Linked DNA regions of Homo sapiens: region 2 is linked to region 1. Evidence: read pairs that join two places in POLR2A ChIA-PET (ENCODE). Cell type or tissue: HCT116. All regions are shown on one strand. Links, peaks and the distances in the headings refer to the core of each region. The heading gives the core; the rest is flanking DNA.

Evidence for each region. Peaks named below come from ENCODE experiments on the same cell type or tissue, not always from the same donor. Only the 100,000 strongest peaks of a DNase experiment are listed, where the experiment ranks them.
Region 2: POLR2A ChIA-PET joins it to region 1 with 5 read pairs; 2 of 35 experiments call an interaction of 5 or more read pairs at or near these places.

The regions. Positions count from the first base shown.
Region 1 is chr3:98,368,680-98,378,846 of GRCh38, reverse strand. No RefSeq gene overlaps it. Among named protein-coding and RNA genes, the nearest start is that of OR5K3, 17 kb to the left of the region's middle. In HCT116, for the core only: no CTCF peak of the experiment used is centred there; no DNase peak of the experiment used is centred there.
Region 2 is chr3:98,546,201-98,556,367 of GRCh38, reverse strand. No RefSeq gene overlaps it. Among named protein-coding and RNA genes, the nearest start is that of GPR15, 19 kb to the right of the region's middle. RefSeq lists enhancers at 15-334, 1-585, 4,213-4,262 and a silencer at 10,145-10,167. In HCT116, for the core only: no CTCF peak of the experiment used is centred there; no DNase peak of the experiment used is centred there; H3K27ac peaks cover 1,971 bases.

The DNA of each region.
Region 1 (10,167 bases), core at 2,856-5,355:
AATATCCAGAATCTACAATGAACTCAAACAAATTTACAAGAAAAAAACAAACAACCCCATCAAAAAGTGGGCGAAGGACTTGAACAGACACTTCTCAAAAGAAGACATTTATGCAGCCAAAAAACACATGAAAAAATGCTCACCATCACTGGCCATCAGAGAAATGCAAATCAAAACCACAATGAGATACCATCTCACACCAGTTAGAATGGCAATCATTAAAAAGTCAGGAAGCAACAGGTGCTGGAGAGGATGTGGAGAAATAGGAACACTTTTACACTGTTGGTGGGACTGTAAACTAGTTCAACCATTGTGGAAGTCAGTGTGGCGATTCCTCGGGGATCTAGATCTAGAAATACCATTTGACCCAGCCATTCCGTTACTGGGTATATACCCAAAGGACTATAAATCATGCTGCTATAAAGACACATGCACACGTATGTTTATTGCAGCAGTATTCACAATAGCAAAGACTTGGAAGCAACCCAAATGTCCAACAATGATAGACTGGATTAAGAAAAGTGGCACATATACACCATGGAATACTATGCAGCCATAAAAAATGATGAGTTCATGTCCTTTGCAGGGACATGGATGAAATTGGAAATCATCATTCTCAGTAAACTATCGCAAGGACGTAAAACCAAACACCGCATGTTCTCACTCATAGGTGGTAATTGAACAATGAGAACACATGGACACAGGAAGGGGAACATCACACTCTGGGGACTGTTGTGGGGTGGGGGGAGGGGGGAGGGATAGCATTAGCAGATATACCTAATGCGAAATGACGAGTTAATGGGTGCAGCACACCAGCATGGCACATGTATACATATGTAACTAACCTGCACATTGTGCACATGTACCCTAAAACTTAAAGTATAATAATAATAAAATAAAATTAAATTTTAAAAAAAGACTTTGGGAGAATGAAGCAGTGGTTCAGGCTCTCAGTCAGTTCCTATTTAATATTAAATTTCATTCTTTTAAGAGCCAATTTTGTTTGTTTTGCTGATTCAGGTTCATAGCATTCTTTATTAAACAAATTATCATAGATTTGGATCAATTTTGTGGAGTTCATTCAAAGTGTTTTTCTTTCAAACATCTCAGTGGTATCACTACTAGTTTATTTAGCATGAACGACTTCTAGGGTATTTTCTCGGTATTCAGGTTCAGTTTTATGGGTGTGGCCTTCCATTTTAATAGCCATTTATGAAGGCAGCAAAACAGCAGAAAGACACTCATCTACTTGGGGCGCATTTTTGATGGGGGTTCCACCAAAGGTGAGGAACCCTCTTTCTTTTCATAGTATACCAAACTTATAAACTACGCGAAAATATATCTACTATCTGTAGAAATGTTGACTGATTTGCCCTTAGATATCTGACAGATCCAAGTGAGAACTTATAGCTCTGCCTTTTGGGCTGACTTAAATTGGGGAAAGAGTTACATTTTCTGTTAGTTCACATTGAGTTGTCACAGCATATCCTGCTTTGTATTTTCCTTTTGCATTTTTGGCATAAGATCCATAAACAAAAAGCATTAACTCAGGATTGTTTAATAAAATGTCTTGTAAATCAATGCAAGGGGTCAACAACAGCATTACCATATTTAACAATTATGGTCTTCATCACTGTCAGGAAAGGGTAACAAGGTAACAGGGTTAAATTGATTACAGCACTGAGACAGAGATTAGAAGATGATGGGAGCAAGTTTCTTAAGATGTTAGTCTGCTCACAGAAAAATGTTGCAAGAGTGTTAGCAGCTAGCAGTTGTCAACTGAGTCCCTTGCTAGGAAATGGCCTGAGCTGAAGAGAGCTGTCTTATCAAAGTTGTATCTCTTCCTTGGGGACAGCTTGCAACCAATGACTATTCATGGGAGGTGTAAATTCCTGAACACCTACACCTAATGCAATTCAGTCTCTGAAGGGACATCCAAAATCCTCACTTCCCCGCAGTAGTGGCTAAGGCTTTTGTTGTGACTACATTCAGCTATTCTTTCCTTAATAAATATAGGCCTGAGGATATTCCTCAACAAGTTTTTACATGTACATCTCCATCTCAGAGTCTGTTTCCTAGAGACTGTAGATTAAACAATTTGCTACACCCAAAATAGAAAATTACAAGATCAGAAGATGCAATTTATAACCGTCATAGATAAGCCATATATTAAAATATATCAAGTCACTGTACCAGCAAAAGATAGTGTCCCAAACTAATGGCTTTCAAAATACATTATTCCCTTATCCCTGATAGAATAAGCTATCATTATGATCCTAAGAAAAAAGGCGTTTCAAAACAAACAGAAAAATAATAGACTACATCCACATGAAAATAATATTAAAGGAAGATAGAAAATCAAAGCATTCCATTTGACAAAAAGTTTTTTAAAGAATCTAACCATAGAGAGAAAAACTGACACAATGCCACAACGTGAATTCATTATATTTAAGCATGTACTTCCTGATAGGTAAAATCATCTTTTATGTAAAGTAAAAAATTAGAACAGAGATGGACAAGAAGAAATATATAAAATGGGAACTGGCTAAATGTAAAAGATAAATTGGAGAAACAGATGTAATTATTTAAAAAAACTAATACTAAATTTTAAGATTTTCAAGGAGTAAGAGATTCTATCATTTATATAAGGGCTGTTGAAGAGAGAAAATAAAACTACTAGGGGAATAAAAATAAACACCAAAAGTAATAAAAAGAATTAAAGTCAACCTGATCAGCCTATGAGATTAGCAAGGGCAATACACAACACATAAAATTGGAATTTCCAAAAAAGAAGAAAATGGAGAAGAAATAATATTTTAAATGATAATCTAAGAAACTTTGGGAAATAACAGAAGACCTGAATCTGCCTATTGAAACACACTTGTCATAAATCATCCAGAATAGTGAGCTCAAATATACATCCTAATAAAAGTGTTAGACTTTAAGATAAAGAAAAATCATATGCACCTTCACATGAAAATACAAACTCACTTCCAAGGAAAGAAAATCAAACTGGTATCTGACTTCCTAACAGTAACATGCAAAGTAAGATAACTGTGGATCAATATTTTCAATAAACTCATACACAATGTGTGTGCCAAGAATTTTACACCTAGCAAAGCTATACTTTCCAATTTATACATATGGAAAGAATCAGAGAAATAGAAAATAGCATTAGAGCATCACAGTTATAATTATTGAAAACAAGGTCAGCCAGTGGATAAAACTTTGAGAAACAGGATATCTGTATAGTTTCAATGTATCTCCCCAATATGTTCATTCAATATTGGGATGCTGTTATAATGTTTTCACAAATTATTTGATAGTTCTGTTTCTAGGTAATAGAGCATAGTTCCTATCCCCTTGAGTGCAGCCTGGAATTAGTGTCATGTATGTAATGAATGAAGTAGCAGACCCTTCTTTAGCCAAGTGATACAGGCTAACAAAACCGGTAGTAAATCATGTTGATATCATGTACCCTCAGATATGATACAATGACAAAGACTCTTCCATTCTGTGATATTCTTCCCTTAAATCCCTAACAAAAGCCTAATCATGAACAAATATCAGACAAACTAAAACTAAAGGACATTGTATGAAATATGTAGCCAGTACTCTTCAAAAGTGTCAAAGGCATGAATGGCAAGAAAAGACAGAGGAACCTGTCATAGATTGGAGGAATCCAAGAAGAGTTGACAACTTTGGCTTCCTAATAGGATCTCAAAACAGGAAAATGACATTAGTGGAAAAATCTCAAGTTCAACATAAAGCCTATATTTTAGTTAATGGTACTACAACAATATTAACATCTTAGTTTTGATAAGTGTGTCACGATTATGTACGATGTTCAAATTAGGGAACTTGGATGAAGTCTGCATAAAACCTCTCCATACCATCTTTGTGACTCCTCTGTAAATCTTAAATCTCTGTAAGTAAGGCATCATCATTATTATGATGAATGCATCATAATAAAAAAGTAAATGAAAAGTAAAAACAAAATAAGTAGAGGTAAAGAGAGAAAGCTAAAATAGAACAATCTCACTGATTGTAATATAAGTACTAGTGGTAGTCAAAAAATATTATTTAAAGCAGAGAAACCAAAAATAGCATTATAAGTGCAGACACAGAAGAGTGAGTATGTAATAAAGGTGTTAATGTAAAGATAACTAAAACAAAAATGCAAACTGTCTGAAATACCAGGAGAAATAAAAATTATATAAAACAAGATATAAATAAACAGTAAATACAACACCATTGATAAATATTAAATGAAATAATATGATAGAATTTGGACTAAACATGTCAGTCATTGAAGTTAATAAAAATGAATTCAACTAAACTATTACAAGAAAGATATTTTCGGACTTGCTTCAAAAGAAAAAATCTAGCTCTATGCTTTGTACAAGAGATGTAGCTAAAACAAAGGAGAGTCAAAAAGTTACAAATAAAGTGATGATTGAGATGTATCAGATAAAGTATTGGAAAGAAACTCTGTATCTATAGATATAAAAACAGTTAATTAAATGCACAGTGGAGTACTATGTGAGTGTTAAAAAGGAAAATATTAATACCTACTGATATGTAACAATTTACAGGTTATTTTGTAAAGTAAAAAAAAATAAAAATGAAGAGCAAAAGCCAAAATCAAGGCAAAATATGTGTTTGGACACACACACACACACACACACACACACACACACACACGGTCTTATGAGTAAGAAAGAAGGGGAAATAAGAGTGTGTATATTTGTGTTTGGAAAGTTTGTTTCTTTTTTAAAAAAAGAAAGAAATTAGAAACCAGAAAACTGTGAAAATTATTACCTATTGGCCTCTGGAAAAATATCTAATATCCCATTGTGAGGCAGAAAAAAAATACACATGAGTAGCCTAGACATTTTTTCTTTTTTTTTGAGACAAAGTCTCACTTTGTCAGCCTTGACATCTGTACCAGACAACAAGAAATCTGTCAGAGACTACTAAGGTCATATCCGAAGGACTGAGAAACCAATATGGTATTTTTGATTTGAGCTCCTATCGGTCAAAGAATAATAATTATAATTTATTAAGTTGATAACATGTTAAAATCTATGAATTCATAGTGATAATTTTGAAAATAATAATCTTCATAGGCTATTAGACAACACTTATTATTCTGAAAACTGACAGGTTTATTTATTCTGCTTTTTAATGTGGATTGTATCTATTTGGAGCTCTCAGGTTTGTATTCACTGAGAAAATAAAACTGAATTTGTAAAGAGTAAGAGAGAAAGAAAGTCCGGGCGCGGTGGCTCACGCCTGTAATCCCAGCACTTTGGGAGGCCGAGGCGGGCGGATCACGAAGTCAGGAGATCGAGACCATCCTGGCCAACACGGTGAAACCCTGTCTCTACTAAAAATACAAAAAATTAGTTGGGCGTGGTGGCGGGTGCCTGTAGTCCCAGCTGCTCGGGAGGCTGAGGCAGGAGAATGGCGTGAACCCCGGGGGGCGGAGCCTGCAGTGAGCGGAGATCGCGCCACTGCACTCCAGCCTGGGAGAGAGCGAGACTCCGTCTCAAAAAAAAAAAAAAAAAAAAATAGAGAGAGAGAAAGACAGGAGAAAAAGAGGAAAAGAAAAGTAAAGACATGGGAAAGGAAAAAAAGAGTAAAAAAAGTAAAGACAAAACAGGAAAAAATAGAGCTAGGCAGGGAAGGAGGACAGATGCAAGGAATCCAACACTATCTAGAAAAATTAATTTTTTAAATGCCAAAAATATTCATTCTGAGATGCCATTAAGCCTGGGATAAAGAAAATCTCCTTAATGTTTCCAGAGAGATAATCAAGAAATGGGAATGAGAATAACATGCAATTTCTCAAAAGCAACACAGCATGCTAGACTATAAAAGAAAAATGCCTTCAGAGTGCAGAAGAACAATTATTTCAAATTTAGATTTCCACACAAATTAAAATATAAATCGCGTGTGAACAAAGGCTGCCAAAGAGCCCGTCAAGATTTTTTAGTAAAATGATGGAATGAACCATGAAGAGGAAGATGGAGAGTTTGGAAACAGAATATCTAACAGGGAAATCAGCAAAAGGGAAGTCTCTGCTGGAAGGATGAGCATTGGGTCTAGAGTGCAACCTGTCTGGACTGGAGCAGGAGGACTGATCAATGAACAGGGGGAGGTAATATTGAGCACCTTTTCTTTTCTTTTGTTTCTTTTCTTTTATTTTTTCTTTCTTTTCTTTTCTTTCTCTTTTCTTTTCCCTTTTCCCTTTTCTTTCCTTTCTTTTCTATTCCTTTCCCCTTTCCTCCTTCCTTCTTTCCCTTTCCCCTTCTCTTTCTTTCCTTGTCCCCTTCCCTCCCCTCCCCTCCCCTCCCCTCGCCTCCCCTCCCTTCCCCTTCCCTTTGACCATGAGAATGCAGGTATTTCTTTACGATTTTGATTTCATTTCCTTTGAATAAATATTCAGAAGTGGGATTACTGGGTCATTCGGTAGTTCTAGTTCTAATATTGTGAGGAAATTCTTACTGTTTTACATAATGGCTATACCAATTTTTATTTTCACCAACCATGTGCAAAGGTTTTCCTTTCTCCTCATCTTCATCAACACTTGTTATCTCTTGTCTTTTTTTATAATAGCAATTTTAACAGGTGTTAGGTGATGTCTCACTGTGGTTTTGATTTGCATTTCCTGGAGAGTTAGTGATATTGACTAACCACCCTTCCCTTCCCCTTTCCCTTTCCTTTCTTTTCCCTTCCTGTTCCCCTTTCCCTCCCTTTCCTTTTTCCTCCTTTCTTCCTTTTCTCTCTCTTTCTTTTTCCTTCCTTCCTTCCTTTCTTTCTTTTTCTCTTTCTTTCTTTCTTTCTGTCTGTCTTTCTTTCTTTCTTCTCTCTCTTTCTCTCTCTTTCTTTCTTCTTTCTTTCTTTCTATCTTTCTTTCTTTCTTTTCTTTCTTTTTGAAATAGGCTCTTGCTCTGTCACCCAGGTTGGAGCAAAGTGGTGTGATCACAACTCATTGTAGCCTCAAACTCCTGGACTCAAGGGATCCTCCTGTCTCAGGCTCTTGAATAGCATGAGTAGATGGAACTACAGGCACATCCCACCACAAGCACTAATTTTTAAAATTTATTTTAGAGATCGGATCTCTCCATGTTGTCCAGGATGATCTTGAACTCCTAGCCTCAAGCAATCCTCCCCACTTGGCCTCCCAGAGTGTTGGGATTATAGGTGTGAGCCACCAACCCTTGCCTGAGCACCTTTTCTTACACTTGCTGGACATTTGTATATGCTCTTTGGAAAAATATCTTTGGAGGTCCTTTTTCTATTTTTAAATTGGCTTGTTTATTTCCTATTGACTTGTATGATTACTTATATATTTTAGACAATGTCTTATTGAATCATGGTAGGCAAGTATTTTCTTCCACTTGGTAGTTTGCCTTTTCATTTTGGTAATCTTTTTTTTTCTTTTTCTTTCTTTTTTTTTTTTTTGCTGTGCAGACAGTTTTTAATTTGATGTATTCTGTTTGTTCACTTGTTTTTCTTGCTTGAGATTTTGGTGTGATTTTTAAAAATAATCAAGGAACTTATTTGTTATTTTTAAGGAGTTTTACAGTTTCAGGTTTAAGTCTTTAATCCATTTTGAGCTGATTTTTGTGTATGATGTAACCTAAGAGTCCAATTTTATTCTTTTGCATGTGCATATCTACTTTTCCAAGCATTGGTCATTGTGTAGATTATCCTTTCCCCAGTGCATATTCTTCATGCCCTTGTGAAGATTTTTGATTATATATGCACAGTTTTATCTGTGGGCTTCTATTCTTTTCCATTGGTTTATTAGTCTATTTCTTTAATAATAAAAATAAAGCTGGGGATTCACATTTCTTGATTTCAAAATGATTAAAAATCTAAAATAATCAAAACAGTTTGGCACTGGTGTAAGGATGGAAGTATAAATCAGTTGGGAAAGAATAGTCTCCTAAACAAATTGTGTGGAACAGCAGGGAATCTACATGTAAAAAATGAGTTTGGACCCCTATTTGTAAACTAAAACTATAATGTGTTAGTAATAAAACTATAATGTGTTAAAAGAAACACAGATATAAATATTTGTGGCCTTGGATTTTGCAACATTTTCTTAAATATGACACCAAGAGCATAAGTGACATATCAAAAATAGACTAGACTTCATCAAAATTAGAAACTTTACCTCAGAGAATGCCATCAAGAAAATAAAAGACAACCAATGGAATAGGATAAAATATATGAAAATCATATGTTTGATAAGGGAAATATATCTATAATTAATGAACAGCTCTTACCACTTAATAATAAAATTACAAGTTACTTCTTTATAAAAATGTCAAAGGATCTGAGTAGTTGTTTTTCCAAAGAAGAGATGTGAATAGCTAATAGTACATAACAAGGTGCTCAACATTATTAGCCATCAAGGAAATGCAAATCAAAACCACAATTAGATACCAGTTTACATGAACTCTAATGGCTATAATAAGAAAGACAATAACAGATGTTGAAGATGTGGCAAAGTTGGAAGAATCATATATTGCTACTGGGAATATACAACACTGCAGCTACTTTGGAAAGCAGTCAAACATTTCCTCAAGAAGTAAACAGAGTTGACATATGACCCAGCAATTTCACTCCTAGTATGTACCCAAGGGAAATGATAACACTTGCTCATACACAAAATTCTACACAAATGTTCAGAGTAGCATTATTGATAATTAAAAATATTATTTTAAAGTTTATATGAGAAAACAAAAGACTAGCATAGCCAACACAACACTGAAGAAGAACAAGGTTGGAACACTCACACTACCAGATCTCAAGACTTCTATAAAGCTAAGGTAATCAGTACAGCATGGTATTATTAAAAGAATATACACAAGTTTAAGATAACAGAATAGATGGACTATAATAGGCCCACATAATTATAGTCAAGTAATCTTTGACAAACTAACAAAGGCATTTCAATAAAGGATGATCTTTACACAAATGGTGCTGGAACACTTGGATGTTCATATTCAAATAACGTAAGCCTAGACATACACCATACATATTTCACAAGTGCTGACTCAAAGTGGATTATAAGTCTAAAATGTAAAACTAGAACTATAAAACTTCCAGAAGAAAACATAGGAGAAAATGTAGGTGCTCTTCAGTATGCTCATGAATTTTAGATACAACACCAACAGCACAATCCATAAAAGAAAAAAATAGGTAAGTTTAAGTTATATTAAAATTTAAAACATCTTCTCTGAGAAAGACACTTTTATGAGTATCAAAAGATAAGCCGTAGACTCTAAGTAAACTTTAACAAACACATTTCTGATGAAGGGTTTTATACATAATATAAAGTTCAACAATAAGCAAAGAAACAATCCAATTTAAAAAAAGGTAGCCGGGTTCAGTGGCTCATGCCTGTAATCCCAGCACTTTGGGAGGCTGAGGCGGGTGGATCACCTGAGGTCGGGGAGTTCAAGACCAGCCTGACCAACATGGAGAAACCCTATCTCTACTAAAAATAGAAAAAATGAGCTGGGCGCGGTGGTGCATGCCTGTAATCCCACCTACTTGGGAGGCTGAGGCAGGAGAATTGCTTGAACCTGGGAGGCAGAGGTTGCAGTGAGCCGAGATCGTGCCATTGCACTCCAGCCTGGGTGACAAGAGCAAAACTCCATCTCAAAAAAAAAAAAAAAAAAAAAAAAAGGGTAAAAGATCTGAACAAACATCTGACCAAAGAAGATATAAAGAAGGCAAATAAGAACATGAGAAGATGTTCAACATTATTTTTCCTTAGGTAATTGCAAATTAAAACAATAAGTAGATACTTAGAATGGTTACAATAAGAAATTAAATATCAATTATTGACAAGAATGTGGAGCAGCAAGAAGACACATATGCTCACTCTGACAGCTGAGAGCACCTAGAGCAATAATACTCTAGAAGCAGTCAGCACATCTATCACCCAGATCTGGTTTGTAATACCATCCTCCAATTACAAAAATCCAGGCCTTCTGAAAGAAATAGCTGATTCTAGGAATGCTGCGGGAAATATATGAGATATACTAGCAGCCAATAAAAAAGTGCCAAAAATAAACCAACAAAAACACATCCCATATACACAATTATGGGTGTTTGTCAAAAGCACACAGGAGGCGAGGGAAA
Region 2 (10,167 bases), core at 3,979-6,478, 180 kb before region 1:
AGGACCCTTCAAGAATGGCACGCGATGCTCAGCTAACCTCAAACCTTAGCTCTAGCTAAGGAGGTTTCAAAAAAAAGCCTTTGAGAAACTCTCCTTCCAGAAATACAGGCATGCATCTGGCTTCCTTCTCTTTTTCTCTATTGGCCTTTTATTTGGCGTTCTGGATTTCATTTAACTTTTTAAAAACACTGAAGTATGATTTTTAGTTTGAATAAAAAAGCAGTGATGTAGTAACCTGTGATCTTCCCCTTTAAGGTAAGATTCTGCAAAATTTTATGAAAAGACAATGTAGTTTTGCATAGTAGATGAGGGCAGAAATGTTTACTTTCCTAATTACCAGTTACCTCCTGGTCAACAAGTACAATCTGAGATCTTTTTGCTTACGTAGCGCTGTCAATTTCCTTTTTTCACCTGAGATAATCTTTTGTTTCGATAACTGTTTTCATAACCCATGCCGTGTTTTTTCCTCTGTTGTTTTTCTTTTTCTTTTTCTTTCTTTTTTTTTTTTTCAGACGGAGTTTCGCTTTTGTTGCCCAGGCTGGAGTGCAATGGCGCCATCTCGGCTCACCGCAACCTCCGCCTCCTGGGTTCAAGCGATTCCCCTGCCTCAGCCTCCCGAGTAGCTGGGGTTACAGGCATGTGCCGCCATGCCCTGCTAATTTTGTATTTTTAGTAGAGACGGGGTTTCTCCATGTTTGTCAGGCTGATCTCAAACTCTCGACCTTAGGTGATCCGCCCGCTTCAGCCTCCCAAAGTGCTGGGATTACAGGCGTGAGTCACCACGCCTGGCCCCGTTTTTCTATTTTTTAAACTACAGTAATTCTCTTTGATTTAAATATTTGTAAAGATATGTACAATAAAACTATTCTTAAATCATAGGGGAAAACAAAATATGGAGCAATAGAGCAATTCTAAATGAAATGCAAGCCTAAACTACTTTTTTAACAAGCTTTGTAAATAATCACTTGTTTGCAAAGGAGGTGGTGATTCATGTGAGAGGAGTAGAAAGAAAGATTTTGGTCCCTTTGAAATTTTATTATTGTTCTTCTAAGTACATCGTCTAGAAAGAAAGCAAACCAATAGCGTTTTGGAATTGTTTAGTCACTAATTGTATTCCATGAGCATTCTTTCTGGTTCACTGGAATTCAGTGTATAAGTCTGGGGACAAAGTGAAGCTCTGAAGTTATGAGCTTTGGACAGCAGGATGGCGAATTAAGGTGGTGGAAAAGGAAACTTTGATGTTGGAGAAACTGGTGTAGCTCAGAACGTAGAACAGAAAAAGCCAACTATTTGGCCAAAGTATCCATCTTTTAAAGAGATACAGTTTTAATCAAGTGAACAGGTAGGACTTCAGTCTGGGTGTTTATTTTTGTCTATTTATACAAATTCTTTATCACTCAGATCAAAGAGTTTGCATTAGGTAGTATTATGTTTCTATATTTTCTTAAATCAATATACACAATGAATTGTTATTAGATCATAAGAAATGCCAAACTGGATCAGATTTACAATTCATCCACCCAAATCCTACCTGTTTTAGACCAATCCAGGGATATTATGTATGGCGACCTGGTGGTTACTCTCCAGACAATTTTTAAAGTCTAGGATGAGCCTATATACAATGCCTAAAACAGTATCTGGCAAGTGTTTGGCTTGGTAATGGTTGATGTTTGTTGAACAAATGAGTGAAAGATAAAAATCTACCATCATGCAATTATCTACATTCTCCTGAAGCTAATCTTTTGTGTTATGTATCGTGTATGACAAGTCTTTTGTTCTAAGTGTATTACATTGTCTTTTTTCCCTTTTTTCTTTCCTTTCGTTAAAGTGTATTTACATTGTCTTAAAAATTACTTATCTTAAGCATCAAGAGAGTTCTTTTCCAACTTTAGTGTTACAGAATTTGATTTGATTAGTCTTAAAGCATTAGACAAGGAGGGAATGATGTACCCCCTCATTTGATGTGCTCCCCACCCCAGTTGAACCCCAGTCTTACTTGGAAGTGGAAGGATTCTGGCTCAGGTTGTAAACAGTAAACCATAAGAAGACAAACTGTTTTGCAGAGTATTTTTAGTAAGTAGCCTGGCCTACCTAAAGGATAAATGTTAATTAGTTATGATTTCTACTTAACATATGGAATGTTACAAGATTAACAGGAGCAGATAAGAAAGAGAAGCATAATTGATTAGTAATGCTGGTAAAAGGTTAATTACAGGGAATGATCTATTTCTATGAGGTAATGATTTATTACATAGATCCTAACAAAGCTTTTATAGTATATATTAATAGCACTTTGAAAGGCCTGAAGGGACTAAAAGAGGAAGGACACAGAAGCTACTTCCTTTGGCCAACAGAGAATTTGTTGACAGAGAAACTCACTACCATATTTTACAATTTCCAGGAACTGGAAGCAGTTGATTAGCCACATCTGTTGTGAGTATGGGTGTGAAGTGAGGAAGTACTTTGCCATATATTCGCTAGTCCAGTACTTTGCCATATACATATATTTCCTAAACCTTGCAGGAATTTGGCTTATTCTTTTGGGTAAAAATGCAATTAAGAGAAAAGATCTAACTGAAGTTTTTAAATGAAGAAATATACTGGACAGCGCAGGACACACGAGAAGGTCCTCAGATGAAACAACTCTATGCTAAGGCTATGAAAGTTTGACTCCAGTGGCCTTCTGAAACAATGCTGGGAATTTAAGATAGGGCTCTAGAGCTTACTTCCTTCCAGTTTAAATCTAGGAATTTGGTCCATGAGTTAATTTTATTCACACTGAGTGTATCCAAAGAAAAATAAGTTTTTCCTGTATTTCATTAGAAAGAATAACAAGTAGCAAACTTTCAGAACGTTTTTTTCCCCAGTACCTTAATCTCAGGTAGAGGAGCATATTTAAGGAGTCATTTTAGATTAAGATTGTACTCACACCTAACCCACATCAGAAAGTCAGTGTTGTTTTGCATGTGCATTGCCGGAAGAATTTTCTGCCTCTGGCTTCTCCTCAGTGAGGATACACTTTCAACGAACTGTAAGCATTAAGAGAATTGCTTTGGAAAGTACTTCAACTAGCAAGAACTGGGATGACTTCAAAATGTCTTTTACTGGCTTCACGGGTACTTATTTTGGCACTTTCCCTGTGGGGCCGCTTCAAGTTGGAAGCCTTCTCTAGAGAAATGTGGAGAGGGCAGCACACTGTCTTCTTTCAGGGGCTTAGAACAGCTCTTTCTTCTTCTTTTTGGACATAGATAAAAGTTTTGTTGTTACAAACCCCAGGCTACCGCACTATGCCTTGTGATCCCCTTTGGAAAGCACCCTTTGATTAATTTTGGCAAGCTGTCTGTTTCCTCCTGGGATCCTGATACATCACCTAATACCACGAAAGAATATGAGGCACTTTTAGTGTAATCTAAGAGTTTTGTACAATTAGAGAGAGAGAGAGCGAGAGAGAGAGAGATTCCATTTCCATTAATGGATTACCTGACTTGAGATAGGCTTTGGACTCAAACTTGGTGAAACTCACCCAATAGTTTCATAGACAGTTATTTTGGATAAACAGAAATTGTCCCTTCTCTTCTTAAAGCTTGAAACTTACATTTGTTTTATCTGTGTTTCTTTCTGAGGATAGGACCCCTAGCCCTCTCAAAAAGTATGAAAGAACTGAAACTCACCAGATCATAGCATCCAGACACTGAGACTCAGGGCCCCTCATTCATCATGATTGCACCCTTATCCCTCCCAGGTTCCTGTTTTTCCGTACATAGTTACACTTCTTTCCTGCTATATAAAGTCCTAATTTTAGTCAGTCAGGGAGATGAATATGAGACTGACCTCCCATCTCCTAGGCTATAGCACTTGATTAAAATCTTCTTCCTTGGCAATAACCATTATCTCAGTGATTGACTTTCTGTGCTGTGAGCAGCAGGACCTAGACCAAACCCTTGGTGTTTCAGTAACACTGGCAGAGCATGGACTATGGAAAGTGGCCCAGGTACAGTGAGAGACGCCAAGGTCTCTGCTTGCCCAGTGAGATCCACTGCCTGGGAATGGCTTGGTCTGTTGTAGTTACAAATCTTACTTCTCTATTTCCAAGTAGGATCATTTAATTCTGCCACATTTTCCTTAGGAAGCTACCACGAAAACTTTCTACCTTCGTCAGTGTCACTCTCCTTTCAGTGAAGGTTCTTTTAATTCTTAGAATTAACCTAAGGTATAAGACTGTTGCAGCATCCATGTCCTACTCCCTGAAGAATTTAGAATCAAAGTCATCTGTTTTTCAGGTTGGAGGGGTCATTTGAAACTACGTAGTTCAACTTCCTCCTTTCACACCTAAGAAACTGAGGTCTTTGTAGCCGGATGAGGAAGCCTCTCACCTAAACTTCATAGTTAGAGGTTATTATAGGTCCCAGATCCCATGAAAGCCATACTCCTGTTTTACCCAGTCTAATCTTTCTATTCAGGGACCTTGGACTTGACACGTGGCACTACTTAGATAAGAAGCCTGAGGAGCAAAGGCCTCTGTGGAGGAGTTTTGTAGAATGAGATGGGAGATTAGAAGAATACAATAAAGGGAAATGTTTTTAACTCCTGCAGGAATTTTTTCAAGGTATGGTTTGAGGACTGTGGTTTCACCAGGAATCTTACAATAATCCAGTCCCCTAAAATTCCTGCCATTATTTTGTTATAGGGAGGATATTTTCGGCAAATAGGAGTAGAGGTCATGCATGAGACAGCCAGTCTAGGAAGGCAGTTCAGCTCTCCTTCAGGTTTGCTTTAGTCATGCTATATTAAAAGTTGTGAGAATTTTCCCAGAAAAGAAAGCTATATAACAGAATGTTAAAATTGAAATTTCAACAAGGCATAAAGATAAAATAAATGCAAAAATCTCAAGTAAGTTGTTGCTAAGTCACTATATGCAGATGGTACAAGCATAATATCTGGGAATGGATTCCAAACTCTTGGATCCCGTCAGAGAATAAAGAGAGGGTTTTTGTGAGCTTTCCTTAAAAGTGACTAGTAGCTGTGCTATGGGGCCTCAGCTTTTTCCACTTGGGAAAGTTACTGTCTCCTACACCAAGCCCAGCAAGCTGGGAGGGGCTTCCGTGGGACTACTCTTAAAGAGCTTAAGTGTGTTTGCAGTATGCCAGAGCACTCTAGACAAGTTGATTCTCTCCTGAAAAGTCTAAATACAAAAGTTGGTTCATTAGGACTTTGATGGTCAGGCCAGGAATTCGCTGTTGCGTGGGGACAAAGATGCTTTGGCAATGTTGCATGGGGGCAAAGATGATCAGGCCAGGAATCCACTTTGCATGGGGGCAAAGATGCTTCATTGTTGCCTGTGAACCAAGGGTTGGTGATGGGGGGTAGTAACTGGTGTATAGTCCCTCTGCTGGTGGACCAGAGGCTAAAGAGGGGTGGGCATCCTGGGGAATGAGGAGTATCACTTAAGTCTTGAGAGTTGATGTTGGAGATGTCTCCTATGATGGGATGTTCAAAGAACCCATAAAATTGGCTCAACTGCATAACCTTCGCTATCTGCCATGCCCAAAGAACAGGAAGTTGCTCAACAAACCAAATCCCCCTACCTTTCCTCTCTGCCTCACCTAAGGTTATCAGAAAGAATATAAGGCTCAGTTAGATTTGAATTTCAGATGGACAAATAATCTTTGGGACATACTTATACTAAAAAATCATTTACTATTCATTTAAATTCAAATTTAACTAGGCATCTTGTATTTCTATTGACTAAATCTGGTAACCTTACCCCCACTCCACCTTTCTTTGAGCAGCTGGTGAGTAGGTGAATAGTGAGAGGAAGGAAAGAACGAAATTGACACTGTGTTTTATGCTTCAAAGCTCTTCCCAAAGAGTAAGAAGAAAAGTCAATGGACCTGCCAAATTCTTCAGGCAAGGGCAGAAGAAGAGTGCCCTAATGAATAAATTTTAAAAGGTTAGAATGGGAATAATAAATAAAAATTATGTTTTGCGTATACCACAAATCTTTGTTAAATAATCCAGGTCTGTCTGTCTAACTCTGTTTATTGAGCTGTTCCTCTTCAGGACCATAATTATTAATTTCTCTTGGAATTAGTACTTTTCAGAACATATTTAGGGAAATTTTACCTTATCATATAACTAAAGGATTGTATTAGAGAATCTTGGCAAAGCTTTGGTGGGGAACTAGTTTATAAGGTAAGTCCTTTAGGATTTCAGGTAAAAGAAAATTCAACTCAAACAGGCTTAAATAACAAAAGAAGTGTACAGGTTCAGTTACTTGGAAGGCTCAGGTGTAGGCTGGTTAATCTAGAAGCTCAGTCATGCCAACAAGGACTCCATTTTTATGTTTTGTTTTGTTTCATTTTGCTTAGTTTTGACTTTGTCTTTTCTTTTTACAGTCAACCATGTAAACTTTATTCTAAGTCTGGCTCTCTTGTTTCATAGGGTGGCTTCAATAGGGCACAGAGAAAGAGAGAGCAATGCTGTCTTGGCATTCCAAACAGCCTGGTTGGTTGGTCACATGCCCACCTTATAGTGAAGTCTATCAAGGCTTTGCCAGGAGGCTAAGAGTGGGTTCAACTTTTACAAAAACACAAGAGCTGCATGAGAAAGACCAGATAGATGACTGCCTAGGCATAAGAGTCCTGAATTATTTTGAGAAAAATGAAAGCATGAGAATGGATGCTGGGTCAACTGTCAAGTTTCCACCACCGTTGATTATTTAAATTTCTGCCATTGACTGCATGCAGGGGAGATACCAAAAACTATTTATCTGTCTGCATGTTTATGCAATCAACCAATCTGAAAGGACCTGGCTTTCAGTGGAGAAGCCTGGCTCCCAAGGGTCTCTTGTTTGCAAGGTGTTAACTCCTTAGTTGCTATATTGAAGTGTCCAAAAGCTACTAGGGAAGGTGACAGAAGACCATGATAGAGTGGGGCACTCAGAGGACACAGGGCAGTGGCAATTTACCAACTGAAGCAGAAATATATCAATATATTTTAACAACCTTTATACTTGTACCCATGTGTGCCAGCTGAATTTTTTTTTAAAACCACAATGTGATTTTGCTTCTGAATAGACTCTCCATTTCTCTTAGTTTTCTCATTTTAAAAATGAGTGGATTGGATTAGATGATTTTAAGAATTCCTCTGAAAACAATGTTTGTGTTGTAGTCTATAACAATTTATATAAATGACCCTTTAATTCTATCATGTACATTGTGATATGTTTCAAATAGAATATCGTAAGCAGTTGTTACACATTTTAAAATGCAGAGAACCAAATTTCCATTTGAAATTTGGCACGTTAAATTTAACTGAATTTAAATTTAACTGGATCTGCATGCTGAAATTTTCAAATAGATTGTTTTTAAGACCATGAGGGATTTCTTGTTGTTTCTCATTTTCTGTGTTTTGCTTGTAAAATGTGAGAAAAAGACAACCAACTTAACACCTTAAAAACCACTAATGTTGTTTTGACCTTAACGAGAACTCAGGAGGCACAAAAACAGAATTGGCTAAAGGAAAATTAGAGTTAAGATGGAAGCCATTCATTCGCCTAAGGATGGTTCAGTGGCTGAAGTCATTCATTTCCGGCAGCTGCCGTTGGCCAGGTTACCCAAGGATGGAGAGAGAGGAAGGGAGTAGTAGACACAGGTCATTCCCACTTCCCCACCCCGACAGGTTCAAATGCCCTCACAGGTATGGGTTTTTCTCCAGGGTTTCACCTGCTACTATAACACTTCCTGAGAAGTCTACCCAATCTCTTAGGTTTTTACCTGGCTTGTCATCTTAGATACAAAAACCTCAGAGGACAAATTTTTTTACTAAAATAAATGGGAAATCAGCGACAATGATGATGCTGTTTCCTCCCTCCCTCCCCTTTCTTTGTCCTCCTTTACCCATCTCGCCCAAATCAGTTGATCGTCCCAGAGGGCAGGGTTGCAGGCACTAAAATTATAGGCAAGAGGAAAGAGTAATATAGATTATCTTTTTCTGCAGAGACGTGAGTGTTTGTAGTATTCTGAATTTTTGGTCTGTCCGATGGAGCATTTCAAGCATTTGCAGATCTAGACTTGTGGATTTTTCTGAACAAGTTGCCAGAGCTATCAAAATTAAGAAAAGCTCTTGACCTTTGAAGAGAGAACTTCTTGTCTAAAGCTAGCATTTTCTCCTATCTTCAGAGCAAAACCGGTGGCTAAGTAGATCCCTAAGTCCCCCTCCTTCTCTTTATATATAATTTTTGATATAGTTGTATGTATATACACATCTACATTAATCAACTCAGATGAAAAACTTTACTAAGAGAAACTTCTAAGGGAAAAGAGCCACAGGTATAGGGATGAATGATCTTATCTTTCTAAATGTGTTTTCTCTTATAGCACTGGATATAGATAAAATGCGTTCATAATGCTTTTTACAAAAATAGTTCTGAAATATAATTTATAAAGTTTGTTGCCCAGAGGCTAAAATAAATTTATTAGTCACAGATGAGTGCTGTGGTTCTAATAGGTCTGCATATGTGGGTAAGTATATATCATGCCTAATGTATGTTATATAGAGTTTATATACATTCCTCCAACAACAGCTTGATAAACATTGTCTCCGCAATTAAATTAAATTATCTTTAAATCAAAATTCATTTTTGAATATTTATAGATCTGTCTCAGTGCATACAGGGCCAAAAAAGAATATAAAATAAAAACAAACATTACTTGTAAGACCGACATAAGTCGCCTCACTTACTGAGTTTTCAATAACCCCAAGTTAAATAATGTTATTTTCATTTTACAGATAAGAAAACTGAAGGAGAAAAATGTTAATAACTTGTCGAAGGTCTCACAGACTTTGCTAGTGGTAGGCTGTTATGGTTTCAAACTCAGTTTTTCTAATTTTAAAGCCTTTATGTTTTCCACTCTATCACACTATCATATTGTATATTTTTTTACTTTACCCTCCTTTTTTTTTCTTAGTAAGGGGAACTAGCTATGTTGCCCAGGCTGATCTTGAACTCCTAGCTCATGCAATCCTCCTGCTTTCAGCCTCCCTAGTAACTGGGACTACAGACACGCCACTGTACCCAGCTCATTATTATTATTATTATCGTTATCATTATTATTATCGAGATGGAGTTTCACTCTTGTCGCCCAGGCTGCAATGCAATGGTGTGATCTTGGCTCACTGCAACCTCTGCCTCCCGGTTTCAAGCGATTCTCCTGCCTCAGCCTCCCTAGTAGCTGTGATTACAGGTGCCAGCCACCACACCTGGCTCATTTTTGTATTTTTTTTTTTTTTTATTAGAGACGGGGTTTCGCCATGTTGGCCAGGCTGGTCTCAAACTCCTGACCTCAGGTGATCCGCCTGCCTCAGCCTCCCAAAGTGCTGGGATTACAGGTGTGAGCCACCGTGGCCGGCCCCAGCTCATTATTTTTAAGGCATTCCTCATTGTAATTTTCCAGGGAAATAGGAAAAAAAGTTTGGAAATAGTGGAAAACTCAATAACTTTAAACTAGTGTTTATTTAAAAAATAAACACTAGTAATAGTAATGATATTAGTCATATTTATAGTATTAAAAATTACTACCTATACAGCCTAAGAAGTCATTGAGGATTATTTTATAAAGCCAGTTAACCAAGAGACACATTAGGGGCACATTTTTACAATTCTCTACTTTGCTTAATATATGACTTTAGTAGCATGAAAATGTAGAAAACACTTATCATTCCGTTGTATAGTATGCTATGTCTTTGCCATACTTGAAAGCATTTCTCAAAAAGATGTTTGAACCTTCAGAAAATTTATATTCTCTCAGAAAAAAAAATTGTTCTATATATGTTAGCTCAGGTTTGCACAGAAGACCCCAAAATGGGATTAGGCAAGAATTGGGGAAGGGAGCTAGAAGACATGGGAGAACCCTCAGACTGAGGTCTGATTTGCATGGGGAGAAAAAAGGAAAGGGAGGAGAACTGGGTACCCAGATTGTTTTTCACAAGTTGTTTTGTGAATTCAATTGAGATAATATATGTGAATGATTTAACAGTTCCCGGGTGCTAAATAAATACTCCATAAACATAGGTTTTGTTTTTAATTTCAATTTTTAGAAATCATTGCAATGAGAATTGTAGATACTCGGTGCAAGTCATCTGCCCTGTGCATTTTTCTTGTAACAA